Regions from separate parts of the Homo sapiens genome. Here all the other regions are linked to region 1. Evidence: chromatin contacts called from ENCODE Hi-C or POLR2A ChIA-PET data. All regions are on one chromosome and are shown on one strand. Each heading gives the region's core, a stretch centred on a gene start or an enhancer-like site at or near the end of the contact. The rest is flanking DNA. Distances are from core to core; before and after follow the strand shown.

Region 1 (5,542 bases), core at 2,658-5,157:
AAGCCAGGGCAACAGGGTGAAACCCTGTCTCAAAAAAAAAGAAAAGAAAAGAAAAGAAAAGAGAAAATAGAGAAGAAAAGAAAATACCCTTACTCAAATAATCTAATCCTGTTCAATTTTCCCCTTTTTAGTAAATGGTGCTACCATCAGCCTTTTGTTGAGATCCAAATCCTAGGAATCATTTTTAAAACATTTTTGGAGGATAGAAGGGAAAAATATAGAGTATAAATATTATAGTATAGCCTGGCATGGAGGCTGACGCCTGTAATCCTAGCACTTTGGGAGGCCAACGCAGCTGGATTACCTGAGGTCAGGAGTTTGAGACCAGGCTTACCAATATAGTGAAACCTTGTCTCTACTAAAAATACAAAATTAGCCAAGCGTGGTGGTGCATGCCTGTAACCCCAGCTACTCAGGAGGCTGAGGCAGGAGAATCACTTGAACCCTGGAGGCGGAGGTTGGAGTGAGCCGAGATCACGCCATTGCACTCCAGCCCGAGCAACAAGAGTGAAACTTGTCTCAAAAAACAATAATTATAGTATATATAATATATGGTATATTATAGTATATATATGGTATAGTATATATGGTATATTATAGTATATAATATATGGTATAGTATATATATGGTATATTATAGTATATATAATATATGGTATGGTATATATAACATGGTATATTATAGCATATATAATATACACTATAAATACATATAATACATATAGTATATTTATACTATATACTTATCACCATATACTGTATATCCTATACTAGATATAATATGTACTATATATAATAGTATACTATACTTTTATAGTGTACTTATAATATATAGTATCTTATACTATACTTATATAGCACACTTATAATAAGCGTACTATTATATAATATATAATAGATATATAAGGAAGGCCCTGTGTGTTCTGGCCCCTACCTTTCTTCCTGGACACATGGCCTTCTTTCTGTCCTGGAACCTGCCTGTTCTATTGCTTTTGCATTTGTTTTTTCTTCCGACTGGATCGCTCCTCCCCCAGGTTTCACCTATCTGACTCTTTGTGTGCATTCAGGTCCCAGCTCAAATGTCACTTTTTCAGAAAGCCTTTGTGTGAGCCTGTTATTCTCTATCACGTAAATTGTCCTCCGTGTATTTACGTTAAATTTTTTGTACGTTTTTCTGGGAATTCTCAGGGCCTAGAAAAATATTTTGTTAAAGATTTATTGACTGACCATTGACCTTGGCAGATTTCTGCAGTTCTTTAAGCCATGGTTTCCTTATTAATAGAGGAATAAATGCCTATCTTGCTAGGTAGTTTAAAGTGCCAGGGATGAAGTTAAAAGTATTAAGGACATCGGGAAATCTCCCCACACTGAACCTTTGCATTTCCCTGCTCAGTTCCACCGGACTGCTGAGCAGACCGACAAACGCTCCTTTCCCTCTGGGTAAAAAGAGCCACGGGTCTTCACTTCAGGCCCAGGAAGAGGTGGTCCCACTACGCCGTGGCATCATCGCTTTTTTAACAAGCGCGGAAAACCCCCTCCCATCCCAATGTTTAATGTACCGAAGTTTGTGAGAGTCACGTGAGACTCTCGGGTCTGCCCCGCCTTAGGGAGGTGGAGCCTCAGCTTGTGGGCCAATAGCAGGAGCAGCCTCCGGAACAGCCCCAACGCGACAGGGAAAGGGGGAGGAGCCGGGCGCCCGGCCCTGTAACTGTACTTCCGGAAAGCACGCCCCGCCCCTTCCCCCCCACCGCGCCCGTTTCTTTCGCCAGTGCCGGGTGGGCCGAACCGGCGGGTGCCGATTAAAGGCGCCGCCTGCCGCTTTCTCCTCGCCCCCCAGCGCCGCAGCTCTCCGCCCCCTTCCCGAGTAGCGGGACCGGCCTTGATGTAGGGACACCACCCCCCGTCTCCTTCCGCCCCAGCCCGGGAGCTCGGCTCGCTGCAGCCCCTGGCCCTCCCGTTTCCCCACCCTGCCTGCCCCGCTCTGCTCCGAACCCATTGTATACGGCCGGCTGCGGACTCCCAGGCCGGGCCGTGGCGGGGGCCCCGGGACCCCCGAGTGCCCCTCCGGCTGGTCCCGCGGGCCGCGGCATCTCCGCCGCCGCCTTCCTCGCGGCGGCGGCGAGGGCGCCCTTTCCTCCCCGCGCGGGTGACGGGGACGCACCCCCACCCCGGGGCGCCCCTTCGCGGGGGGAGAGCCGGGCCCGAGCAAGTCGAGGCAGGAAAGGGCCGCCACGGACTGCCCGGCCCGCCGATCGTTTTTATTATCGAGATTATTATTAAAAGGGGGCGGGGACCCCAGGACGCGGGGGAGGGGCTGGATACGCAGGTATTTTTATTAAACAGATTATTCCTGAAATAATAATACGCGCAAGATGGCTGAAGGTGGCTGTGATGAGAGTGTTGGGGTTGGGATTTTTTTCTTCCTGTTTTTTCTTTTTTGATCTGAGGATAAAGCTCTGAGGCGACAGCGGCTGCGGAGACCCTGCCCGAAGCGCCCTCCCCTCCCTTGAGAAGCCGCGGGCAGACAGACGGACCTCGGACCGAGCAACGGGTGCGGGCCCGCCCCGGACGCGTCGCCTGGGCAGCAGCCGGGGACCGCGGGCTCTCGCCTTTCTGCCGACTTCTTCCAATTCTCATCTTCTTTTATTTTTTGGACAGGACCGGGGTGGGTGGAGCAGAGGTGGAGAGAAATCGGGACTTGGCATTTTCTCCCTCTCTCTCTCCTAATTTGTTGGAGGCCGCCAGCCCTCCCCTTGGAAAAAAAAAAATCCCACCAAAAAAAAAAAAAAAAGAATCAGGAGCGAGAGGACGCCGCGGGGCCCTCAGCGAGCGCGCCCAGACCCCGGCCGCCGCCGCGGAGCCCAAGATGGCTGGGCGCTGAGGGTGGCGGCTCGGCCTGGCCCCGCCGCCGCAGGCTGGCTCCGACCGCAGCCCCGAGCCTTCCAGGCCCCAGCAGAGGCCGAGAAGAAAAGAAAGTGGGGAGGAGGGGGCCGGGGGGGCGAAGGGGGAGGGCCGGGGGAGGGGAGGGGAGGGCCGGGAGCCGAGCCTCCTGTTCATTAGCAGTTGAGAAAAATTCCTTTCTAGTTTGATCAATCCTTGTTTTCCTCGGCAGAGCCCGGGCGCCCGCCCAGCGCGGAGACGGGCGCGCGGGGTCTCTCCGCGGCGGGGGCGCCGGGCCTCGGGGGAGCGCAGAAGTAGCCGCCCGGGGGTCAGGCCGGAGCGCCGCCGGGGCTTCTCCCTCCCTCCCTCGCCGGTTGCCTTTTTTTCCACTTCTCTCCCTCCCCCTTCCGTTTCTATTTGTGAAGGGAGGAGGAAGGCAGAGGCGGGCTGGTGTCTCTGGCCGGGGACTGGAATTTCATCTGAATGACTGCCCCTGCGCGCACGCAGCGCCCCGGAGTCGGCCCGCCCGCGCCCCGCAGCCCGCGCCCGGCCAGCCAGCCGGGGGACGCCTGCACCGTGGCCCGGGGACCGCCGGCCTGCCCCTCCCGCCCCGTCCGGATCTAGCAGCCCTCGGCGCGGCCGCCCTCGCCTCCTGGCCCCGCAGACCCCGGGCTCCGGCCCCTGCGAGGGAGGTGCGGCGCCGACGAGCCAGGCAGGAGCCGCCGCTGCCGCCGCCGCCGGAAGAAGTGTGCTGCTCCCAAGCTCCGTCTGCCGCGGGGCGCGCCCCAATGTCAGCCGCGGGGACGAGCGCAGGCCGCGGGCCGCCACTGCCCTAGCCGCGCCGACGGGGAGGCGGCCTCTTATATGGAATTTGGACCCCGGCGCTCCCCTCCAAGGCTGGAGTCCCGGCCGCGGCCCTGGCGCAGTCCGCCGCCTCCCGCTAGGCGCTCGGGAGGAGGAGGAGACGCAGCCCGCTGCGCGCGCGGCGTGAGGACCGCGGCTCCCTCCTCCGGGGGGCGGGCACGCGGAAGGCGCTGCTGACTGAGCGACCGTCGGGGCCGGCTGGGGCCGGAGCTCGGGGCTCGGTGGGCCTACAGCGGCTCCGGACGGACCCCCGGGGCTGGGGAGTCGGGGAGGCCTGCCCCGGCCCCCTGCCCGCGGCCGCCATGGCGGAGAATTGGAAGAACTGCTTCGAGGAGGAGCTCATCTGCCCTATCTGCCTGCACGTTTTCGTGGAGCCAGTGCAGCTGCCGTGCAAACACAACTTCTGCCGGGGCTGCATCGGCGAGGCGTGGGCCAAGGACAGCGGCCTCGTACGCTGCCCAGAGTGCAACCAGGCCTACAACCAGAAGCCGGGCCTGGAGAAGAACCTGAAGCTCACCAACATCGTGGAGAAGTTCAATGCCCTGCACGTGGAGAAGCCGCCGGCGGCGCTGCACTGCGTGTTCTGCCGCCGCGGCCCCCCGCTGCCCGCGCAGAAGGTCTGCCTGCGCTGCGAGGCGCCCTGCTGCCAGTCCCACGTGCAGACGCACCTGCAGCAGCCCTCCACCGCCCGCGGGCACCTCCTGGTGGAGGCGGACGACGTGCGGGCCTGGAGCTGCCCGCAGCACAACGCCTACCGCCTCTACCACTGCGAGGCCGAGCAGGTGGCCGTGTGCCAGTACTGCTGCTACTACAGCGGCGCGCATCAGGGACACTCGGTGTGCGACGTGGAGATCCGAAGGAATGAAATCCGGGCAAGTACCCTACGCGCGCGCGCGCACACACACACACACAGACACACAGTCCCTTCCTCTCTCCCGCCCCGGGACCACCCATCCCGACAGGCTGACTCTTGTGACATCAGGCCAGTGGCCCCTGGCCAAACTCTTCTCTGAAAGTTTGGGGACAGGGTCCTGGGAAGAAGGGCCCCGGGTCGCTACTTGGTACATTCTCGCACCTGTGCGCACAGGGTCCGTCTTCTGAGTGCTTTATGGGATTGGGGTGTGGGACCGTCAGGGGTAGAGTCTGGGTGTTGCTTTTCTGTGGTGCGCAGCTCCCTCCCCCAGTCTTGTTGCTGTAGGCCCTACGGGAAGTCACCGAGGCAGTGACCCCGGTCCTGCCTCTCCAGCTGCTGTTTATGTAATGAGTGTCCCGGTGCCGCTGCTGTGGCTGACATGATCCATGATGCTGGCATACCAATGAGGAAGTAAACAAAAGCAGCCATGTTAGTTTTCAGCGCTATTGGAAACACACTGGGGGGGGAGTGGGGGGAGTTTCCAGAGGGAGAGCAGAACTCCGGCCGTCTCTCTGGACAGGGCCTGGGCAGCCAGCGAGGCCCCGACAGCGGCTCCGCTATTTGGATTCCTCCCGAGAGCCGGCTCTCCCTGTGTGAGAATCGCTGCCCTGTGTGCCTGTGTGTCGCACGGGCCGCATGAACAAGCCTTCAAGTATCTGTCTTCATCATCCTGGCCCTTTCGCCTAGCACAGCCCTCTCGCCGCCCTCCCACATTTGGGGAGGGGAAGTGGAAGACGGAAAAAGAATCCTGTGGGTTTAAGGTTGAGCCGCCTTGAAATCTGGTTTCAGGCAGCTGGCTCCCCTGGGCTGCCGGCTGGGTGATTACGGAACCGCGTCCCCTCCCATTGTATACACCCTGCGGCCGCGGCCAATGTCAAACCGCCT
Region 2 (5,228 bases), core at 4-2,503, 1.6 Mb after region 1:
CCTCGGCCTCCCAAAGTGGCATGAGCCACCGTACCCGTCCACAATCTAACTTTATAACTGCTCACAGGAAATACCCACTCAGTTACCCTGTTGTGTGATTTCATGAGATGCTCTCTTGTTGCTTGTCTTCTGGTTTCTTAGTTGAGAAGCTTTCAATTCCTCCTTCTTTCATTTCCATCATCAACTTAATTTCACATTCTCTCTATTGTTGGCCCTGAAGACCAGACGCACATTACCCGAAAGCTGGGTGGCTGGGCAGACTCCTATTTGGTCTCCCTGTCTCTAACCCCTTCAAATCCTTCCTATCAAATCCCATGTTGGGCACATAGGTGGTGTCCCATTTATGTAATTAAATACTGTGTAGGCTGCATCAGTCAATTCTGCCTACAAGGTTGATGAGTAATAGGTAAGAGCCCCACTGAGAAATAGAAATGCCATCTTCCACACATTTCCATAGCCCACTGGGTTGCTCACTATTCAATTTTTATTATCACATCACCACCACGAGAAGGTAGGTCGGAGAGCAATCATTTCATTCTATAGATGATGCAACTAAGGTCCCGAGGTTAAGTGAGGCCTTAAGGTGCTGGCAGAAAGATCACACCCAGCGCACTGCTCTTACCATTGGAATCAGGGCTGTCGGTCCGCTCCAATTGTCTGGTTTCCTGAACTTATTTTCAAGTTCGCCATTGAGAGAAACCTCCGAATGACTAATTCTTAAATTTAAGGGTGCATAATAATCACCTATGGCTCACCGCTGCATTTCCGATTCAGCAGGCTGGGGTGGGTAGCGAAGTCTGTATTTCAAATGAGCCCCTCAACCCAGGTGACGCAGGCGGTGTGGGGACCGCATCCGGAGGGCGACCTGGAGCCGACTGACTTCACAAAGGCCTCCTGCCGCAAACCTTCAGCGGCCACCAAAGCCCCGGCTGCCGGCGGCGGACCACCTCTGCTGCCGCGCGCCTACCGGAGCCGCTTGGCCCTAGTGCTTTCCAGCGGATTTCCCCTCAGGTGCGGAGCCGGGTGCCGGGGTCCCACAGCCAACCACTACCGGTTCCTCTTTCGTCAGCCACCGGCGCCGGCAGGACCCGCGAATCCCGATCTCCAGGAGCCTGTAAGGAGGCCGCCCATTGGCTCAGCCGCACTGCTGGGCAGGTACTTCCAAAGCTTTGAGGATTGGCTGATGCTCTGGGCGCCGGGGCTAGTTGGCGGGTAGGATCACGTGCGAGGGGCAGGCCCCGTCTAGGCCCCGCCTCCTTGCTGCTGCTGCCGCCGCCAATCCTGGTCCGGTTGCCCGAGTTCCCGGAGGTCTCTCGCGGGACCTCTCTCACCGCCACCGGTGGGTCCGTTCGGCCTGCGTTGTATTGGAAGGGAAGAGGGGTTTGAGGTCAATTCTGTTTCCTGGGGTTTTCACGAATTTCGGGGCCCACAGTAGGCTTGCCAACTTTAACTTTTGCCTAACACTTTACGAGAAATCCTATTTAGCCTTGGCCACTGTTGCATCAAAGAATTTCACATCCAACAAAGTGCAGCCTAAGAATAAAGAACAGGTCTTTAAACCGCATACCTTTAATTAAGGTGTTCTTATTTTTTCTGATTTGGCTGGAAACAGGCAGAGACCACCCCAGATAACCAGTTCTCAGCCTTGCGTGGGACACCACGAGTCCCACGTGTTTACGTGTTTAAGGCACTGGCAAGCAGGGGAATTTGGTTTCTGGGAATGTGCTGTCTTTGTGAAAACTGTGAAAAGTCTTCCCTGCTACATTGAAATAATCATAAAATAATAATAGCTAATGTTGAACACTTACTATGTATCAGACACATGCTAAGCATTCAATATTTCTCATCCAGTTTCTGAATGAAACCTTCGCAAACCACATAATGTACTGGTACTATTAGCTACGAATTACATATAAGAACACCCGAAAGTTGTTGTCATTTGCCCAAGGTCACCCAGCTAATAAATATTGAAGAGATTCGAATCTAGCCTGAACTCTTACAGTAAGACCGTTCGTGAGATGAATTTATATGTGCTATTTTTCCAGTCTCTTTATCCAACAGCTCTGACAGAGGATAGTATCTACCTTTTTTTTTTTTTTTTGAGACGGAGTCTCGCTGTTCTGCCCAGGCCGGACTGCAGTGGCGCGATCTCGGCTCACTGCAAGCTCCGCCTCCCGGGTTCACGCCATTCTCCTGCCTCAGCCTCCCAAGTAGCTGGGACTACAGGCGCCCGCCACCGCGCCCGGCTAATTTTTTGTATTTTTAGTAGAGACGGGGTTTCACCGTGTTAGCCAGGATGGTCTCGATCTCTTGACCTCGTGATCCGCCCGCCTCAGCCTCCCAAATCGCTGGGATTACAGGCGTGAGCCACCGCGCCCGGCCTGTATCTGCCTTTTTGACCACACCATTATTCGTGGGATTTAACAGGAGTTAATGAGTTAATAATGTTCCTTTTCCAAACTCAGTGGTTTTGATTTTACAAATTATTTGACTTTTCCTGATTTCAGGATCTTGACAATTTGCCTTTACTTATTCAAATGTTATTATACCAAATATTTATTTAAAAAGTTTTTTTTTTCTTTGATTCCTCAAGTTGTAGAGAGAAATAGGGATAGGGAAGCAGAATCAAGTAGTTAAAAAGATAGCCTCATTTGACCCTGATTTCCCAATTGGGAATATGAAATTTTTCCTGAATATAAGCACATTTGAGAATAGAACCTTTTACCTAACGTATCTCACTTTTTGAACTCATTGGACAATAAGGGAACACCCAGTAATATAATCTTTCATATAAATTAGGCTTCTAACTTATTAAGAGGAATGTACTCCAGTCCAGTTTCTGCTACTATCAAGAGATGGCGTGACAAAAAATTTTGAAAAGTTGCCGAATGCAAACCACAGTTCCTCTTCTCAAAACAAATGCATGTAAATAGAGTGTAAGCTATTTCTTTGGTGGCATTATTTTCCTAGAAGGCTTAAGTCGTTAATCACCCATGACCGAAGATCCAAACATTTTCAAAGCAGATCCGATCATATTTCAGGTGGCTGAAAATGGATTTGGAGTAGGTTTAATATGGTCTACTTACAATTTGTTTCATGATTGAGTGGGTCAGTATAATAAAGGTATAAACATGAAATAACATAGAAGGAAAGTTTGCAAAGAGGATTTCAAAGAAGTACCTGTTGGGTATTCAAAAGAAAGTAGGGATAAGCTTAAGGTTAAAATCTTTCTAGGGAAAGTATAGTGTTCAGAGGTAAGATTAAAAACCACATTACTGAAATGGAGTCTGCAGCATTCAGCCCATTCAATTGGCATTAAACTGGTAACTGGTGAAATAAGTATTGTGAGTTGAACTTTAATTCTAATATGCTTGGCAAAGCCGAATCACAGTGTGCTTCATCTTTGTGGATACAAAATTGGAATGCACTCTGCTATTTAAAATGTGTTCTTACTCACTAGCGTTTGTCATTAACTTTGACGTATACTGAGCTCTTACTATACTGACGATGCCCTGGACTATTTGATTCGATACTCACAATTCATAAAGTAGGTATTATTGGTGTTCTCATTTTGCAGGTGAGGAAAGTGAAATCCAAAAAGGTTAGATAGCTTGCCTAAGTGCCAAAGCTGGGTCTCAAAAAGTCAGCCCATTGGGCTCCAGGGCCTGTTCTGAGAACCTTGACACTAGATTGTTTCCCTTTAGAGGAGAACAGCTTCCATCCCTGTCTTCTAACTCTACCAAATTAACTTGGCATTTCAGAACTTGATTTCCCACATACAGATACACTTTTCATGAACATTTCCCAACTCTCAGAGTTAGTTTCTTTTAAAAGGTGGGAATGAAAAAACAAAACTTGGAAAATCATCCTCTTCTGGCAAAGTAGAAAGGTGGATCCAGGAACCTTTTAATTTACAAATGGAATTCCCAGTTTGGCCATTATCCAGAGACCATGGATGGGCAAATTAAGGCCATTGGGCTAAATCCAACCAATTGTTGGTTTTTTTATAGCTCAATATCTAAGAATGATTTTTTACATTTTTAAAGGGTTGAAAAAGAAAAACCAGTCACAACGTGATATGTGAAAATTATATGAAATTCACCAAGAGTGAGCCCTAATATATTAACTATGGATGTTGGGTGATAATATGTCAATGTGGGTTCATTGATTGTAATAAATGTACCTCTCTGATTGGAATATTGATAGTGGAAGAGACTGTGCATGTGCGGGGGCACAGGGTATATGGGAAATGTGTATTTTCTGCTCAATTTTGCTGTGAATCTAAAACTTTTTTTTAAAAAAAGGCTATTAAAATACATATATGCAGTTCAAATTCAGTGTGTCCATAAATACAGCCACACCCATTTGTTTATTTATCATCGATGGCTGTTTTTACACTACAAGTGTAGAACTAAATAGTGGAGACCAGATGGCCTGAAAAGCCTGAAATATTTAATATATGTAAAAACATTTGCCAATCATTCAGTTCATGGCATCTGATAAAGACTAAGATACTGGTTGAGATTGTTGCCGCTGGAGTCAAACTTCCAGGGTTCCTAGTCCTCCCTCTTTCACTTACTAGTTGAGAAGTGCTTAACTATGCTAGTCTCAGTTTACTCATCTTTTAAAGTGAATCAAAATAGAACAGTTATGGGACTTTTTTTTTTTTTTTTTTTTTTTTTTTTTTTTTTTTTTTTTTTTGAGACGGAGTCTCGCTCTGTCGCCCAGGCTGGAGTGCAGTGGCGCAGTCTCGGCTCACAGCAAGCTCCGCCTCCCGGGTTCACGCCGTTCTCCTGCCTCAGCCTCCTGAGTAGCTGGGACTACAGGCGCCTGCCACCGCGCCCGGCTAATTTTTGTGTTTTTAGTAGAGACGGGGTTTCACCACGTTAGCCAGGATGGCCTCAATCTCCTGACCTCGTGATCCGCCCGCCTCGGCCTCCCAAAGTGCTGGGATTACAGGCATGAGCCACCGCACCCGGCCCAGTTATTGGACTATTTTAAGAATTAACTGGGTCAATACACATGAAGCACCAAATATATATTAGTAATAATTTATTTTGATTTTGAGATTTTGCAACCCTCTTATGGCCTTTTTTAGGCTATGGATATATTTTTCTCAACTATCTTGAAATCTGCTTTTTTTATATGAGGGATGCATGTGTATGCCCAGAAGTCATCTTACCTACCAGGAGCTCTAAGATGACATGGTTGTGTTTCTTGCTTCTATT
Region 3 (5,285 bases), core at 646-3,145, 1.3 Mb after region 1:
GCAGAAGATCATTAAGCAAGGCTAGAATTTGGTGTGAATTAATTTCTTCCTGAAGAGATGAGCTATGAAGAAAACCAGACTGGAAAATGGAAAACTGTGGAGGAGGTTGGCTGCCTTCCAAGGGAAAACACAGACCATTTCCAACAATAATTAGGAAATAAAGGTGTGGCGAAAAATCTGTACAAAAGGCATTAGCATAAGGTCATCCAAATATATTTGTACATTTAACTGGAAACAAACAAAACCTTATCTCATTAAAACTGTGGATGCTTGAGATTCTTGACTACTTCTAACTCATAGTTTGTTATTCAGAAGGACCTTGACTGGAAAGCTTCACTCAAAATAGCAAAGAAAGTTTAACCAAACTTCTCAAATAGCACAGTAAACATGTGGCTATTTGTGAATTATTACACAGCTACGTGAATTATTTAAATCCACCCCAAACTATACTTGTTATATTTTTAGGTAAGATAAGCCTATCTCTAGTAGCCACTATTCTAATACAAAAAAAAAAAAAGAAAATTTAAACTTTACATGTATAATGCCTTGTTGCTTCAACTGCTATTTCTATTTGAGGGCCCACTATATGCCAGGCACTGTTCTAAGCCCTGGGATTACAAAGGTGAACAAGACAGATGATGTTCTTCCTCTCAGGGAGTTTATAATATTTTGATTCTGCTTAATTCAAAAGAAAACAAACCCCCTTTACATATCAGGAATCAAAAGATTCCATTACACAGGGTTAAGCTCCATTTTTACAAAGAAACCCAGACTTTGCAGAAGGTGAGTCACATGCCCGGACCAGGTAAGTGGCACATTTAGGAAAGGAGCCAGGCCTAGGAATATCTGGCCCAGCGATCTCTCCAACAGGAGCAGGGCCAAAGAAAAACAAATGAGCATTTTTAAGCATGAAAGACCCTAAATGGAGGTAAAAACCCCAGTACAAAAGTTACTCCCCCAAACACCTACTAAAAAAAAAAAAAAAAAAAAAAAGATTTAGACTGTTTTTTTTACCTTGCAAATAAATGAACTCATGCGAAGGTCCAGGCTAGGTCCCTTTCAAAGCCTGCAGCAGGGAAGGCTCTCCTAAAAGCCTCTAATCCCAGCTTTCTGAGACTTTGGGAAAGGGTGGCAGATGCAGCCCAGGGCATCCCAGGGTGGCTAGCCACATACCTGGCACCTGGCGGGACTCCTTCATGTCCAGGATATCCCTGATGTAGAGTTTTGCAAAGGCTAGAAACACAGGATCCAAACCCCACAAGAGGGAAGGGGTCTCCTCTTCACACCGGCTGGATCCAGGCTGCATCAAGAGGCAGGGCTGTGGCTTCCAGCTAACTCTGAAAGGTTCTGCATCACTGAGTCAAGCATCTAGATGGGACACAGAAATGAGGATGCAATGCGTTTAACGTGGGTCAAAGTGGCACGGCCCTGACGCTGCTCCCAGGTGGGCGTCCAGGACTCCAGGAGGGGTGAACGCAGGGATCCAGGGCCCTGTCAAACTCCATGCCACGGGGCGTGTTAAGAGGCGTTCCTCACGTCAGGACGCCTGCGTTCCTTACGGCTCTCCCGCTGTTCTCCTTCCCACAAAGCACCAACTTCGGAACGGCTAAACATCAACTTTCACTCTGGGAAGATACGTCTGTACAGGCGTAGCAGAAACCGCTTGGGGTCCCGGGAGGAACGGGCGCCCTCGCAGCCCTGCACGTGTTGGGGCATAGTGGATGGGTCTGACTGTCGCTCTGCCCTAAACTTTCCGCTTTTGGGGATGAGCCAAGAAAAGGAGGAAAAAAGATACTAAAAAATGGACCCACTTGTAGCCCCTCCCGCCGCCTGCAGCTCCAGGAGCCCTGAGACCTGGCCCTTCCGGCGCTCGGAGCCGCTGGCGGCGACGACCCCGCCCGGCGCAGGAGCAGTTGGCTGAGGTCGTCTCTGGAGTTCCGGCCTGAGCCCGCCCCCTGCCCCGCCAGGGACCAACCCCGGTCTCCCCGCCAGCGCATTTCCTTTCTGCTGCAGCGCCTCGCCACGGCTCCGCCCCATCTCTCCCGAAGTCCCGCCTCATCCCACCCAGACCCCACCCATCCCGCCGCGGCCACGCCCCATCCTGCCCGAAGCCCCGCCCCATCCCGCCCGAAGCCCCGCCCCATCCCGCCGCGGCCCAACCATCCGCTAGGCCCCATCCAGCCGAAGTCCAGCCCGTTCCGTGCCCCGCCTCAGCGCAGCGTACTTTTGGTTCAGGCAGCGCTGCAGCCCCGCCTTCGTGCTAGCCTCCACCGCTGAGGCCTAGGAGGCGACCTTGAAATTCCTGCAGTTCTAACGCCGCTCTTCTAGTCACCTTTCACCCCTCCTCCTGCTGGTGGCGGGACCCTGAACCTGGGCCTCCTAGAGGTTGGGTCAGGATCAGACTATTTTTCTTTTTGATTCCTGATATGTAAAACAGATAAAAAGTAAGCAGTGCCACGAGTGCATTGTGGCATATTTTAAATGTTCATTTACAGTTGGTAAGTGACCTGACTCACACACTTAGGACTCTAGTTTCACTTGGAGATGTCAATATCTAAATTTGAGCCCTCGAGTGAATGTGAGGTCTTGACTCTGCCAGAGACTAGCCGTGCAAAATCATGACAATACATTTTGTCTCCTTTACCCTTGTTCGGTCTACAGTCTGGAAGGTTGTACACTTAAGAACTTTGAAAAGCTGGCATTTTGGTAAATCATGGCCACCTTGATGGTGCTTAGTCTCCAGAATTTCTATTTTAAAGTGAGGAAAGATAGCCACGTTCCACTCCCATAAAGAGCTACGTTACCCGAGACGTCAGGAATTCTTCCTAATTTACAGAGACTCTGGAAAATGGCAGGGGAGTACAGATCACCCTGGCAGACCATTCCCGGGGGAGGCAGGTGGTGGCCAAAGAGATAATTGCTAAACTATTTATCAGAGAAGGAACTTGGAGCCGCTGGAATGGAAAGTGTGTGTGTCATTAGACCCATGGCATTTAATTACCTCCCCGGCCATTTAAGAAGCTCAAAAACAAGAGTCCTTGGTAAAATACATTGCCCAGATTCTACTGCAATGAACACTAGGAAATGTAGGGTTTAAGATTTAATTAAGAGAAGACACTGGCTGGGCGCGGTGGCTCACACCTGTAATCCCAACATTTTGTGAGGCCGAGGCGGGCAGATCACGAGGTCAGGAGTTCAAGACCAGGCAGGCCAATATACGGAAACCAACCCCCTCTCTACTAAAAATACAAAAATAGCCAAATGTGGTGGCGTGCGCCTGTAATCCCAGCTACTCGGGAGGCTGAGGCAGGAGAATCGCATGAACCTGGGAGACAGCGGTTGCAGTGAGCTGAGATCGGGCCATTGCACTCCAGCCTGGGTGACAGTGTGAGACTCTGCCTCAATTAAAAAAAAAAAAAAAAAAAGAGAGAGAGAGAAGATACCTTCTCTTATAGGAGGAAGGCCCTTGCAAAGAAAACACACCCAGTAGGACAGGTGCTTCCTGCTGACCTGTCAGATGGGGAGAGACAGGTTGAGTGACATTTTCCTGACTGTACACATCTGCTCCAGGGTGAAACCCAAAGGAGGAAATCACTACTAAGTGTCAGAGCCTGAGATGATTTCAGGAATAATGCTCATGGCGCTCAAGGGTAGAGTGTTGGATAAAAGAGCCCTCCTGGACTCCATGCTTACTGCCAGCCTTGGGAAGGACCACACCCAGGTGGTATAAGCAGAGCAGAATGTCCCAATGTCATCTTTTACAATGAAGGGAGGACTCCTTGGAGTCTAAGGGTGTTCCTTTTGATCTGAGCCCCAAACCTGAAGGAGTAGGTTGTAACTGAAACCTAAGGTGAAATGTAGAAAAGAATTTCCAGACTGCAGAAGCATTTAGAGGAATTTGGGAGGATCCTCTTCCCTTTAGTCTCCATCAACACAGATTTCAGGTTCCCCAAGCCACCGCCTGGACGTGTATGAAGGGACTCCTAAAATCCTCAACACTGCAGGGCTCCTCTGGAATTCTGCAACACTGCAAAGCAGATATTTCAAAACCCAGCAGTTAAGATGTAATGCTAGGAACCCATTCTTATAGCTTCTCAATGTGAAACTTGTGAACTTGGTTTTGAAGCATTTGTGACAGAATAGACAATTCTTTCTAGAAAGTTAAGGTTTTAACAAGTTCTTCTGGAAAATGAGGGGATTGAACTGGATATCTCATACCTCAAACTCAAACTATCATGTTTTAAACATGTTTTACACCTTTACAGGTGGAATTGAGTTTGTCCACTTGCAAAGTGGGTTAGATTTTCTGTTTGAAGTTTACAGTTGACAAAAGATTCTCTCTTTGACCAAACTCTAATCAGTCTCCTTGAGTCCTCTTCCCAATTTGTCCTCAACCTTGGCCTATAAAGACATGAACAAATGCTACATAGTTTCAAACAGCTCAAGGCTACATTCCTAGAATGACCCTAGATCCCTTTAAAGTGCCTGCCTGAGAAAACTCAAGACTGCCAAAAGTAACAAACCTGCACGTTGTGCACATGTACCCTAGAACTTAAAGTATAATTAAAAAAAAAAAGAAGAAGAATAATTTACTGTTTGTTCCAGCCAATACCTGAAGGCAAGGCCTTGTCTCCTAGCCTTTGTTGGAGGGTAGGAGCCTAACTCCAATAAGCACCAGTTAGCAAGCCTAGATGGGTCTCACAGGGACTGGTCCCCTCTCTTCTCATTTTTTGTAATTTTTTCACTTCGCAGACTCTTCTTAGGCACCTGCAATTCTTCCCTGCCCCACTGTCCCCCAATTCATTTTCTCTTTAAAAAGCCCGGTGACCTCTCTATAAATCTGAAGGGAACTCAGCTCTTTCCCCTACTGTCAATAGTTATTCAGTAAAGTGTTTTCACTGTTTTAACTAAAGTCTGACTGTGCTTATCTTTGCCATAATAAAGACAACCTCTCAACATTTTTCTTAGGCTACTATTATAACCCCAGGGATGGCAGGTGGGGGGCGGGGACATCTTCAGTCATTCAGCATATCTTGAGCTTTCTCTGTGTGCTTTGGCACTGGGCTGTGGAGGAGCAGTAATTATGCCACTGGAGCAAAAAGGGTGATGCCTGTAATATATTAAATAACAAAGTAAGAGGCTAAATTGTGATTCAATATGAAAGGAGTAGCATGGATAATTACTGTATGAGTTACAGGAGGTAAATTGAGGGACCTCATTAAGTGAGATAATATATGTAACCACTGGAACAAGGTAAGCACTAAATAAATGTCAGCTATTATTCA
Region 4 (5,236 bases), core at 2,086-4,585, 1.0 Mb after region 1:
GATAAGACACTTAAAATATGATGTGCTTTTTTTTTTTTTTTTTTTTTTTTGAGACGGAGTCTCGCTCTGTCGCCCAGGCCGGACTGCGGACTGCAGTGGCGCAATCTCAGCTCACTGCAAGCTCCGCTTCCCGGGTTCACGCCATTCTCCTGCCTCAGCCTCCCGAGTAGCTGGGACTACAGGCGCCCGCCACCGCGCCCGGCTAATTTTTTGTATTTTTAGTAGAGACGGGGTTTCACCTTGTTAGCCAGGATGGTCTCGATCTCCTGACCTCATGATCCACCCGCCTCGGCCTCCCAAAGTGCTGGGATTACAGGCGTGAGCCACCGCGCCCGGCCTATGATGTGCTTTTAGCTAGGAGTGAAAAGGATCCACTAGCCAGAAATGGACTAGTCACCTCCTACAGGAAGCCTTCTCAGACCACCCCCAGCCCAAAGGGAATTCCTAGTATACTTTTGTTTTTTTTGAGACAGGGTCTTTGTTGCCCAGGCTGGAATGCAGTGGTGCAATCATGGCTTACTGCAGCCTTGACCTCCTGGATTCAAGCAATCCTCCCACCTCAGCCTCCCATGTAGCTGGGACCAAAGGCACACACCACCATACCCGGCTAATTTTTTTATGTTTTGTAGAGCTGAGGTCTCACTTTGTTGCCCAGGCTGGTCTTGAACTCCTGGGCTCAAGTGATCCTCCCGCCTCAGTCTCTCAAAGTGCTGGGATTATAGGCATAGGCCACTGCGACTGGCATAAACTATATGTCTGCCAATCTCCTTGAAGGCTAGGGGGCTTCATGTCACTAGCCTGGCTACAAAAATTGCTGAGGGTCTCCAAGTTCCACACAGCCCCCTTGGTGCCTCAGCCTATAGCCACATTCCCCACACGCCTGAGTTTGACTTGGCAAATGTGATGTGCCAGGCACATTAACCGCCCCATTTCATGCCCACAACATCCCCCTTATCTTCCATTTCACAAAAGACTAACCAGAGGCCCCTCTACAGCAGGCAAGAGACGACTCTAGCTCCCACAGCTGCTATGAAGAGCATCACATTCATTCAGTATGATTTTGTTCAGGCCCAAGCCCATCTGTCTTTCCATTGCAGAATAACTGCCTCTGATTTGTTTCCATCAGTCTGGTTCTTCTAGCACAGTAATCCTCAACTTGGAAGCACAGAATCACCCAGGGAGCTTTTTAAAAGTACTGATGCTGGGCTCCAGAGAGACAGGTTTCTTTGGTCTGGGACTCAGGCATGAGTAGTTTTTGGACATCCCCCCTGTGTCCCTATGGTGCTTGTGTGCACCCAGGTGCAAGAAGCACTACTTAGATCTTTGGGTCCTTCTGTAGGGGGAGGCTCCCTCCAACCTAGGGCAGACGGCAATGGCCACAGAACTCTAGGAAATCCCAAAGGGAGGCCTCCTTCCAGGGAAAGAAACCCACTGCCCCCCGGCAGTTTTCTCCCATGAGGTGTGGGCCCTGCAGGCCCATCTCAGCCCTTTGGAGAAGCAGAAGGGACCCTGCACAGCTGAGTGTGCCACATACATTCGCACGTGCACAGTCCCGAGCAGCCCTGCTAAAGCCGGGATTGTATTTCAGGCAGAAATGCAACCAACAGCCGGGCAGTAGGGCCTGCCCCGCCTCTGTACTTAGGCATGCCAGCTTCTGTGCCTGCCCCTGCCAGCTGGGCAGAGGCAGCGCCGGGTGCTGCGCTGACGGACTACCTCCCACTGTGCCCCTAGGGGAACAGCAGTGCCTGTTCCATGCCTGGAGCCTCTGTGGCCAACAGCACTTCTTAAGCGCACCCGGCACAAAAAGGGCCATCCCTGCCCTACGAGAAATGGGGCCTCCTTTCCCAGTGTGGGGGCACTGGATGAGAAGAGTGGGAAAGAAAGGCTCCAGCAACAAACAAGAATAGAGAGTTCTGTGGCAGGTTAGAGAGCCCGCAAGGCCTGAGTATGGCCAGATCATAGCAATAGTGACAGCAAGCCTTCATCAGTGCTGACTTGGAGGCATCCAACAGCATCGAGCTGCCTCGTCCAATCCTCAGAGCAACCCCATGCAGTAGGTCCTGTGATGGCCCCGTTTCACGCATGGGCAAAGCAAGCCTCATGAGGGTAAGTGAATTCTCTAAGGTCACACAGCTGGGATTGAACCCAAGCCCACCTGACACCACTGCCTATGATCTTAACTTCTGCACTGTATGTGGCCTATAATGGGCCACCGGCGCCTGGTCCCTAGGGAAGGGCCCATTACATCCCAGGTACCTGGGACACAGCGGCTGCTTAATAAAGACTAGAGTATGGGTTTCTTTCTCTCTCTTTTTTTTTTTTTTGAGACGGAGTCTTGCTCTGTCGCCCAGGTTGGAGTGCAGTGGCAAAATCTCGGCTCACTGCAACCTCCGCCCCCCAGGTTCAAGCAATTCTCCAGCCTCAGCCTCCCGAGTAGCTGGGATTACAGGTGCCCACCACCATACCTGGCTAAATTTTTTTTTGTATTTTTTAGTAGAGATGGAGTTTCACCATGTTGGCTAGGCTGGCCTTGAACTCCTGACCTTAAGTGATCTGCCCGCCTTGGCCTCCCAAAGTGCTGGGATTATAGGCATAAGCCACCACGCCTGGCCTAGAGTATGGGTTTCTAGTTGACTCTTGCCACCTCTACTGACCAGACCACAGTGCCTGTTAGGTGGCAGGCACTCAATAAGTGTGAAATGAACCAGTGAAACGCGTGAACTGGCAGAAAGATGAACAGAGGGACTCATTGGTTTGTGGTGTCAATATGAATACCTTGACTCTGATATGGGAATATGGGAAAATGAGCCAAACTCGAAGGGAGAAAGGGGAGATGGGGAAACTGAGGTAAGGAGGAGAAAGAAGCCCCAGCTTTGTGGCCAGAAGATGCCTGGAGGACGAGCAGGAGGTGCTGGGGAGTGGACAGACATCAGCTCATTTTAATCCAAGCCAAGAAAATCTGAGGCAGGGTTTCAAAGCAGAGTTAAATCCACACCCCCACACCCCTTCCCCCCACCACTTTCCTGGAAAATTGGCCTGACCTTCCTGAAGGCTGACTCTCTGGGACACAGGTAGAAAAGTTAAGGAAATATTCTCTAGGCATTGGAAAGCACAGACAGGCTATGGCCTCTCTCAGGAGCTGCTCCAAAGGCTGTGGGATGGACACACGGACACTCTGTCCTTCTGGCTGCCCTTCCCTCCCGTTGCACAGGCAGGCTCCCAGCTCTTCCCTCTGGCAGCTGCCTCTTAGGGTGTTCCCTGGCCAGGGCAGCCGGGCGGGCGGGAGCTGCGAGCAGGTATCCAGATGAGAAACCACTTGCAGGCCAGGCAGGCAGTGGGCGGTGATGTCATCCCACAGAGGCCACTCTGGATCCCCTCTCAGCCAAGGCCTGCAGAACTAGGGGCTGGAGGAGTCTGCCTGAGTGGGGAGGGGGCAGTGGAGGGAGCCTGGTGTCTTTAGATGAGGAGTGCTTGGCAGGAGCATGGAGAAGGGGTGTACCTCTTCTAGACAGCAGAGCCTCTCCTGGGTTGGAAGGGGCCTTTGCATGAGTCTGATCCAGAGATGGACCCTTGTGCTTTATTACAGAGCCCCTGGCTGGACCTGCTGGGGTCCCAGGGGTCCCCTGGACCCCTGCCCCACCCTTGCCTCACATCTGCATTCCTTCAACTACCACCTGGATGGAACCCTGGCTGCCAACTTAAACTTCTCAACTGGGCTTTTGCCAAGTCAGTCCCATGCTCCAACGCCTTCCACGGCTCCCTCTTGCCTATAAAGGACAAATTCAAGCCCAGTCTTTCTTGCCAATCTGAGCTCCCCAAGTTCCTTGATCCCCGTCCCCCACACCACCATTCAATACATCATTCATGATTCAACACATGTATCGAGCACCCACTAGGCGCCAACACCCAACACCACTGCTCCATGCAGCTTCTTACTTTCCAAGTCTGTGCTCTAGCTGCTGCCCCCTGCTGGAATGCTTTCCCTTCTCTCTACCAATCCCAGTTTCCCAATTCTCCCCAAGCATCTCTGTCCTCCAGGAGGCTCCTGATCACTCTTGTTCCCTCTTTTCTGTTCCCTCCTGGACTTTATGTTGGGCATTGCTCCCCAACCAAAGTATGTGCCTTGGACAAGAGTCTCTCGACACTCCAGGACTGGTGCCTCAGGACATGACATGGGACATAGTAATTACCTGAAATTCATGATGGAAATGCTTAGAATTAGAGTCCAAAGGTCTGAGGTCCAGTCCTGCTTTGCCCTTACTAGCTCTGAGATCCTGGGGAGGACACGTAACCTCTCTTGAGCTTTAGTGTCATCTGGAAACAGGAACAATAGCAGTTCCTACCTCATGGGAATTGTTCTGAGCACGGAATGAAGTGACGGGGCTTCAAGTCCTATGGAAATCATAGATGGTCATTTTAAAGCAAGTGGAGGGAATGGGAGATCTGAGGAGCAGCAAAGCTGTTGGTTCCTTCGTGGGCTCACCAGCAGGCAGCTCGGTGCCAGGGCTGCAGGTGCCAGGAGAAGGGTGGGGAAGGGAGGCCGGGGGCTGTGTCCCTGCAACATGCCCCTCCCAGACCCTACCTTCAGCAGGTAACGGGTACTTGCCAGCTGGATTGAGAGGCAGCTCAGAGCCCCCTGGGCCTACTCTGGGGGGATGCCAGGCTAAGCAACCTGAGGCCCCTGATCTATAAGGATCTCCAACATCAGCCCTTACCTCTGAGTTTCCTGTCTCATATCTCAAAGAACCCTCCAACCCTCCAGATGGAGAAACCAAGGCCCAGAGAGACTCTGGCCCTGGACTCGCAGTCTGGCTGGGTTTTCCCCCAGCCCACACTGCCTCCCCTGGGCCTCTCACTCCAAACAGCTGGGATCATCTTGAGACGTGGTTAAGTGTCCTCCCCAGGGTCACAGAGCTAGTAAGGCCCTGTGCTGGCCTCCACCCCAGGCTCCCCACGACTCCCCAACCCTGGGCATCCTACAAAAGTCCCTCTAGCCCCTTATAACTGGTTCCTCCCAGGCTGGACTGGGACTGCTGGCCCCTCCGCTATACGTTTGGTGAATAAAATGTATTGCTGTGGGCCAAGTGGGCTCTGGCTCACTGGCGTGTGGAGAGGGGAAAAAGGGACAGGAGCCCAGTGATTAGCTCAGGCCCAGGCCCTCGTCACAGGAAACTCCAGAAGGAGATTGCAACGCCCTCCGACCCACTGCCTTCTCTTCTCCTCTGGACTCCTCCCA
Region 5 (5,468 bases), core at 412-2,911, 1.1 Mb after region 1:
AGGGAATTCCTGAGAGGAGGAGGAGAGTATTAGATCGTAGCTGTGTCCTGCCCAGAAGACTTTCCACTCCCAAGGAGGAAATTAGCTTTTCAGGCCTTTTCACTGAGGGCTACTGGGGAAGGGCAGGGAGTGAGGGCACTGAGGAGCTACCCTCTGCTGTCCCACAATTTTCCTGCTGGTCCTGGCAGGAGAAGCCCAGGACTGATGGCCCACTGACCATCCCCCTGGCTGCCAGTAGCCCAGGCAGGGGTGGCTGCCTCACAGGAATGGCTGCCTTCTCCAGCTCTGAGCAGGTTGAGGCTACCCAGGCTGTTCCTATGAGACAGGGAGTTTGAGACCAGCCTAGGCAACATAGTGAGACCCCCTATCTCTACCAAAAATAAATTAGCTAGGCATGGTAGCAAGCACTTGTACTCCCAGCCACAAGGGAGGCTGAGGTGGGAGGATTGCTTGAAGCCCAGGAGGTCAAGACTGCAGTGGGCTGTGGTGGTGCCACTGCACTCCAGCCTGAGTGACAAGTGAGACTCTGTCTCAAAAAGAAAAAAAAAAAAAAAAGAGTGGGGAAGACACAAAACTCACATGCTTGGAGGGCCTCCTTTGTGCCAGGCCCTGGTTGGTGATTCTCAGCCTGCTATTCAATGGAATCATCTAGAAAGTGGTTAAAATTCAGATGCAGGGCCCCACCCCAACCTACTGCATGGTCTGCATCTCCAACAAACTCCCCTGGGGATTCTGAGGCTGCTCCAGTGTTGCATAATCTCCATCAGGCCTCCAGCCACCCCTAAGAAACATTTATGCTCAGTAAGAACAACGTGCTTGTAGTGCTGAAGGAGCCTCTAGAAAATATCTCTTGGCCTGCCTGTCCTTCAGCCAGAGTTCAGAGTCCTCCCCACCGAGGACTTCCGGGTCCCTCCCTGCAGGGGGTGTGGGCTCTCCTCTTGCAGGTGAGAAGACCAAAGCTTAGAGAAGCCGGACAACTTCCTCAAGGCCATAGTGAGTGGGTGAGACCAGGACTGGGGACCAGAAAACCCAGGCCTTGCTCTGAGGCTCAAGACAAATGCCCACTTACCACCCCTTCCTGGAGTAGTGGATGCAGGAGTAGAAGGCAGAGCCCAGAGGGCCTGATCAGCACATGGGGTTAATGGGGTGGAGGCTGAGGTCCTGGCAGTGGGGGTCACCAGGCTGTGACTGAATGGTGGGAACGAAGAGGAATCCTGAATCCTTCAGGGTGTCTGGCCTGCCCGAGCAGGCGCTGCCCTAATAGGAGACCTTCTGGAAGTTTCCAGTTGGGCATCCTTTAGCAAAGCCATTTCATATTTTTAGCTGCTGAATAGGGTGATAAGCAGTTTAGGTATCCAGTGGCTGGGACTCTCCCATCCCTCACATACGAGGGCAAGACGCAAAGGCAGGGATCCCCCTTCACACCATGACCACTTCCCACTGCCCTATAACCAGTTCCAGTCTGGCAGGACAGCAGGGCCCTCTGCTGGGGCTCAGTTCCCTAACAACTCAAGAACCCCCCCTCTTCCCATCAGTCCCCTTCTCCAATCCACACTCCGTCCTTGCTCCAAGTCTTGCCCTGAGCTGGTGCTGACAGCCCCCACCCTGCCGGTGACTCCACTCCTGGTAGGTCACAGTCTAGCCTGCTTCCGACTTGCTGCTGAATCATATCGGCCAGGGAGCCACAGGAAGAAGAGGAGGGGAGGAAGGGCGGGGCTAGCATCTCCCTCTAGCGTTGCCAGAGGCTAATGTAATTGAAAAGGCCTCCCAAGCTGTGTCCTAAAACAGCTCCCATCAGACCACTCAGCCATTCATTCTCTGCAGCTGGTCCAGGGGTGACTCAAACCACAGGTACAGTGACCCACAGTCCCAGGAAAACAGGGACATGGGACTTTCAGGGCTCAAACTGGACAAACTGGGATGGGTGATCTCCTGTGGTCCACAGGTCTGGCCTGGCTGGGAAAGAGGGGTGGAGTTCCTCCAACCAGCACTCCATCCCTCCCCATCTAAACAAGGACTCCTGGGGCCTCTACTCCCACCCCGCCCCATCCCCGGGTGATACGGTTCCTCTCTTGGCCCCTCCCCATAGGATGATGCAAGCTATGTTTGGATGAGCAGGTTCTGGAGACGGAGGCCTCCAGTTCAAATCCCTGCTGCTTGCAGTGGGGGCAGGGGGGTGCCCTTGATCTACTTTCTTGGCCTCTTGAGCCTCTACTTCTCTATCTGTAGAACGAGGACAATAATAGCACCAAACCCCTGGGGTTTGGGGAAGATGCAATGTACAGTGTGTAGAAAGGGCTTCGCACAGTGGCCGGCACAGAAACTGCTATAAATTGTCTTTGTTGTTATTCTTTCATACCTGGGCCCATCTGACCCACCTCAGTTGCTACACAGGTGGCAAAGACCTGTTTAAACCTGGGTCCTACAGAGCCCCTGAAACAAAAGGAGCTTCTCCTTAAGGACCTCACCACGATGCTGGCAGACAGTGCCAGGCAGGTGTGATTCCAGCCCCACTTTCAGAGTTTTGGGCTTTCGCAAATGCCAGAACAACCACTGGTCTCTGTCTAGCGCCGAGCACCAGGAAGTGTGTTCATCCCTGACCCACAGGAATGGACGCACGCCTCTGGACCCCTCTATTAGGACACATTTAACCTCCCAAGGAGTGGCCAACTCTCAGAGCCCCAAAACCAAGAGATGTAAAGGGCTTGCATTTTTATGCTAATGTAGACCCGAAAGGGTTTTTCTTTTTTCCTTTCATTTTATCTTGGCCAGACACGCTGTGCTCCCTCCCCGGATGCTCTAGTGAAATGGCTGGTGTTGGAGACTGCACAGGGAGAGGCTGGTGGGGGCAGGAAAGGCACTGAACAATTCACATGTGTTGTTCCCCTGTTTTGACACATGGCTCCCCACACTCTGCCTTCCCCTTGAAAACTCCCAGGATTTATTCTTTGGTGTTCTGAAGTAGGCAGAGCAGGTGCTCACCCATTTCATGGATGAGGAGATTGAGGTCTGAGGCTTCAGTGGCTGGCCCAGGCTCCTGAAGCTAAACAGACAGCCCTGACCCACAATGCTCCAAAGGGGCCACGCTGAGGCCCACTAGGGATTTGGCCACAAGGAGAGGTCACACCAGCAGCGGGCAGCAGGCCCTCGCTGGGGAATGGAGATTGCCATCCTGCCGTTCAGAGTTCCCAGAGTGAGAGGTGAAGCCAGGAAGAGCCACTGAGGCACGGGAGAGAGAGGAAAGGGGGCTGGGCCTGGCTGGGCCGGCTCTGTGGAAGGGTGCTGAGTACCTGCCAGGTGGAGTTCTGCTGAATGCTGCAGGGTTGTACCCTCCACTGCCCGCCACACCCCTCACCACTCTCCCTCCCACTGGCAAGTGCCTTGGCAGAGAAGGACACACACACAAACTTCCAGCCTGATGTTCTCACCCTTCTGTCTGCCAGCTGACATTGGCTGCTGGGCCCAGGATGCCTGTCTGCGGGGCCTACAGCCACTGGGAACTGCTCAAGAGGCCGGCTGGGCTGCCAGACAGCTGACTTGGGGGTGACCTTCAGAGCCCAGCAGTCACTGGGGACATGGGCACTATCTAGAATATGAGGGCTGGAGAAGATGCAACCTTGGCCAGGGGAGTGACGTGGGGCTCTTGAGGTACATAATGATTTTGACTGCTGTTATCAACCTAAAAGCACTTTTTAAGCTCTCGCTGTAGGCAACCTCATTAAGGCCTGTGCAGGCAGGCAGAAGAGATATATGTGACATAAGTCCAACGAGAAAGCCAACATTCTCAGACAATCCACGCTGAGAATTACAGGAGGGGTTACACTCAGTGCAGAGAAAAGAGAGGTCCTGGGGGCTACAGAACATCCCAGGTAGCTTCCTGGAGGAGGAGGCCTTAAAGGACAAGGGGGTTTGGATCCATAGAGGGATGCAGGGGGAAAGCTCTACAAGCAGGAGCAAGCAGCTCCAAACAGTTGTGGACTGGGCAGTGAGGGTAGTGGGTGGACGGGCCAGGAAAGGCAAGGCTGAGCAGGGCTTTGATGTCTGGCTGTGAAATCCAGAAGTTTGCAGAATTGGGGAGTGATTTGGTCAGATCCTGGCTGGAGGAAAATTTTGTTAAGAGGAGAGGTTGACAGCTGGGGGTTGGGGGCAGGAGAGGGGCTGTCAAAGTCCAGTGCTGAATGTCCACAGACCCGGGTTCTGGGCCCAGCTCTGCCCCCTCAGGGGCTGGTGACCCTGGACAAGCCACTTCAAACTAGTGCTTTTCAAATGACAGGCAGTGACCCATTAGTGAGTTTCAGAATCAATTTAATGGTCCCAATGAGCATTTTAAGAAGAACAGACTAGAAATGATCAGCGAGTCACCCCTGGCAAGGCTGTTTTGTGGCACCTGCATCAGATGTCTGTCTGCGTATCGAGCTGCAGTGTGATATTTCCCACTGTGGCAGGAGCCCTCGGATTCCCCAGTCCTAACAGGAGGCTACTCTGAGTGTCCTCACAGGGCTATTGTGAGAATTCGAATTATCTGTGAAACCTCCATAGTGAGATGGAGCATGTTCTTCCAGAAACCAAGTGAGGAAGGTCTGAGCAAAGGGCTGGGCGAAGGGGCTTTGGGTCACTGAGGTCTGGAGAGTTGGGGTTTTTTTTCCACCCCTTAGCCCCTAGCTGGGTTTTTGTTCTGGCTTTTGAGAGCCTTTGCACGGAATGGCCTCCAGAGGCAGCAACCTCCAGGCAAGACAGACAGAGGGGCCTGCAGGCCATTCTCTGCCCCCATTTGCTCCCTGATCTAAATCGTGGCACTGAGGGCCCTTGTGTTTAACAAGAATCTGTCCTTTCTCCGCAGGGCCTGTGTTTTCCAGGGTTCTGAGAATGGACCCCATTGTGACCATGTGGCTTGTCCAGAGGGGCCGGAATTCCTGCCCTGGGTGAAAAAGCTGAATTCCTGCGGAGAGAAGGGGTCTTGGGGCTCCCCAGGCTGCATCCCAGAGAGGCCAGATGCTATGGCCATCATAGACCCCAGAACCCCGCCCCCCAGGCATTTTGTCTCCTGAACATCCCAGAGGGTCTCTGCTGCTGCCCTGTCCACAGCAAAAGAACAAAGCACTGTCTGTCTGTCTCCTCTGACTTGTTCCACTATTCTGGGCAAAGGCCCTAAGTGTGTCTTCAGCCACAGGACAAGTTTTACCATGTCCAGGCCTCAGAGCAGGGAGTTAAAAGGGCAGGTGGGTTAGAACCCTGGTTCAGCCACCTAGTGCTTTGTGATATAAACAAGTGACTTCACCTCTCTGTACCTTCGGTTGTAAAAGGGGGTTAAAATAGTTGCTATCTTACAGAGCTGTCGTGGGGATTACATGGGATAATGTGCAAAGCTCTTAAATGGCATCTGGCCCATGGAAAGGACCCGTAGCCCAATAGCCTGGGTTCACAGGGGGCTAGACTAGGAGTGTGGATGGTGGCCGCAATGCAGGAGG

What was found. A loop is a pair of places that touch in the nucleus more often than their neighbours do. ChIA-PET counts read pairs that join two places held with the same protein, here RNA polymerase II (POLR2A). Pooled maps may share reads with other maps.
Region 2: a loop to region 1 is called in a map of naive thymus-derived CD4-positive, alpha-beta T cell, with 6 times the contacts of the local background. The contact joins the promoter of GSTO2 here to the promoter of TRIM8 in region 1. A Hi-C loop is called at or near these places in 1 of 168 maps with a recorded cell type or tissue (naive thymus-derived CD4-positive, alpha-beta T cell) and 7 of 50 pooled maps. POLR2A ChIA-PET finds 5 or more read pairs at or near these places in 1 of 52 experiments (activated T-cell).
Region 3: a map of CD4-positive, alpha-beta memory T cell shows a loop between it and region 1 (13-fold over the local background). The contact joins the promoter of STN1 here to the promoter of TRIM8 in region 1. A Hi-C loop is called at or near these places in 3 of 168 maps with a recorded cell type or tissue (CD4-positive, alpha-beta memory T cell and naive thymus-derived CD4-positive, alpha-beta T cell), 2 of 37 single-sample maps with no recorded cell type and 12 of 50 pooled maps.
Region 4: a map with no recorded cell type shows a loop between it and region 1 (6-fold over the local background). The contact joins the enhancer-like site here to the promoter of TRIM8 in region 1. A Hi-C loop is called at or near these places in 2 of 37 single-sample maps with no recorded cell type and 5 of 50 pooled maps.
Region 5: a map with no recorded cell type shows a loop between it and region 1 (8-fold over the local background). The contact joins the enhancer-like site here to the promoter of TRIM8 in region 1. A Hi-C loop is called at or near these places in 2 of 37 single-sample maps with no recorded cell type and 2 of 50 pooled maps.

The regions. Positions count from the first base shown.
Region 1 is chr10:102,640,572-102,646,113 of GRCh38, forward strand. It overlaps TRIM8 (tripartite motif containing 8), which reads left to right and starts at 3,908. Exons shown (of 6, transcript NM_030912.3): 1 at 3,908-4,616. The coding sequence starts at 4,047. It overlaps TRIM8-DT (TRIM8 divergent transcript), which reads right to left and starts at 2,618. Exons shown (of 1, transcript NR_186489.1): 1 at 2,221-2,618. RefSeq lists silencers at 881-1,175, 1,608-2,237, 2,568-2,627, 2,898-2,997, 3,078-4,057 and 1 more and enhancers at 2,546-3,300, 3,301-4,056, 4,158-4,287, 5,068-5,167.
Region 2 is chr10:104,267,931-104,273,158 of GRCh38, forward strand. GSTO2 (glutathione S-transferase omega 2) reads left to right here and starts at 1,254. Exons shown (of 7, transcript NM_183239.2): 1 at 1,254-1,339. It overlaps MIR4482 (microRNA 4482), which reads right to left and starts at 475; the gene lies at 406-475. It overlaps LOC124902497 (a long non-coding RNA gene), which reads right to left and starts at 987. Exons shown (of 2, transcript XR_007062284.1): 1 at 623-987. RefSeq lists enhancers at 504-563, 574-743, 794-1,133.
Region 3 is chr10:103,916,289-103,921,573 of GRCh38, forward strand. STN1 (STN1 subunit of CST complex) reads right to left here and starts at 1,896. Exons shown (of 10, transcript NM_024928.5): 1 at 1,812-1,896; 2 at 1,174-1,368. The coding sequence starts at 1,306. RefSeq lists enhancers at 1,358-1,687, 1,547-2,192, 1,823-2,117 and a silencer at 1,858-2,207.
Region 4 is chr10:103,662,361-103,667,596 of GRCh38, forward strand. The region is part of intron 7 of SH3PXD2A (SH3 and PX domains 2A); the gene reads right to left. It overlaps LOC124902495 (a long non-coding RNA gene), which reads left to right. Exons shown (of 2, transcript XR_007062276.1): 2 at 3,587-3,791. Among named protein-coding and RNA genes, the nearest start is that of SH3PXD2A-AS1, 82 kb to the right of the region's middle. Within about 2 kb of position 3,336, at least 3 of the 41 ENCODE cell types and tissues checked have a DNase peak (open chromatin) inside an H3K27ac peak, as active enhancers do.
Region 5 is chr10:103,694,975-103,700,442 of GRCh38, forward strand. The region is part of intron 5 of SH3PXD2A (SH3 and PX domains 2A); the gene reads right to left. Among named protein-coding and RNA genes, the nearest start is that of SH3PXD2A-AS1, 49 kb to the right of the region's middle. RefSeq lists enhancers at 736-1,482, 1,047-1,156, 1,592-1,736, a silencer at 1,367-1,426 and a cis regulatory region at 1,659-1,669. Within about 2 kb of position 1,662, at least 18 of the 41 ENCODE cell types and tissues checked have a DNase peak (open chromatin) inside an H3K27ac peak, as active enhancers do.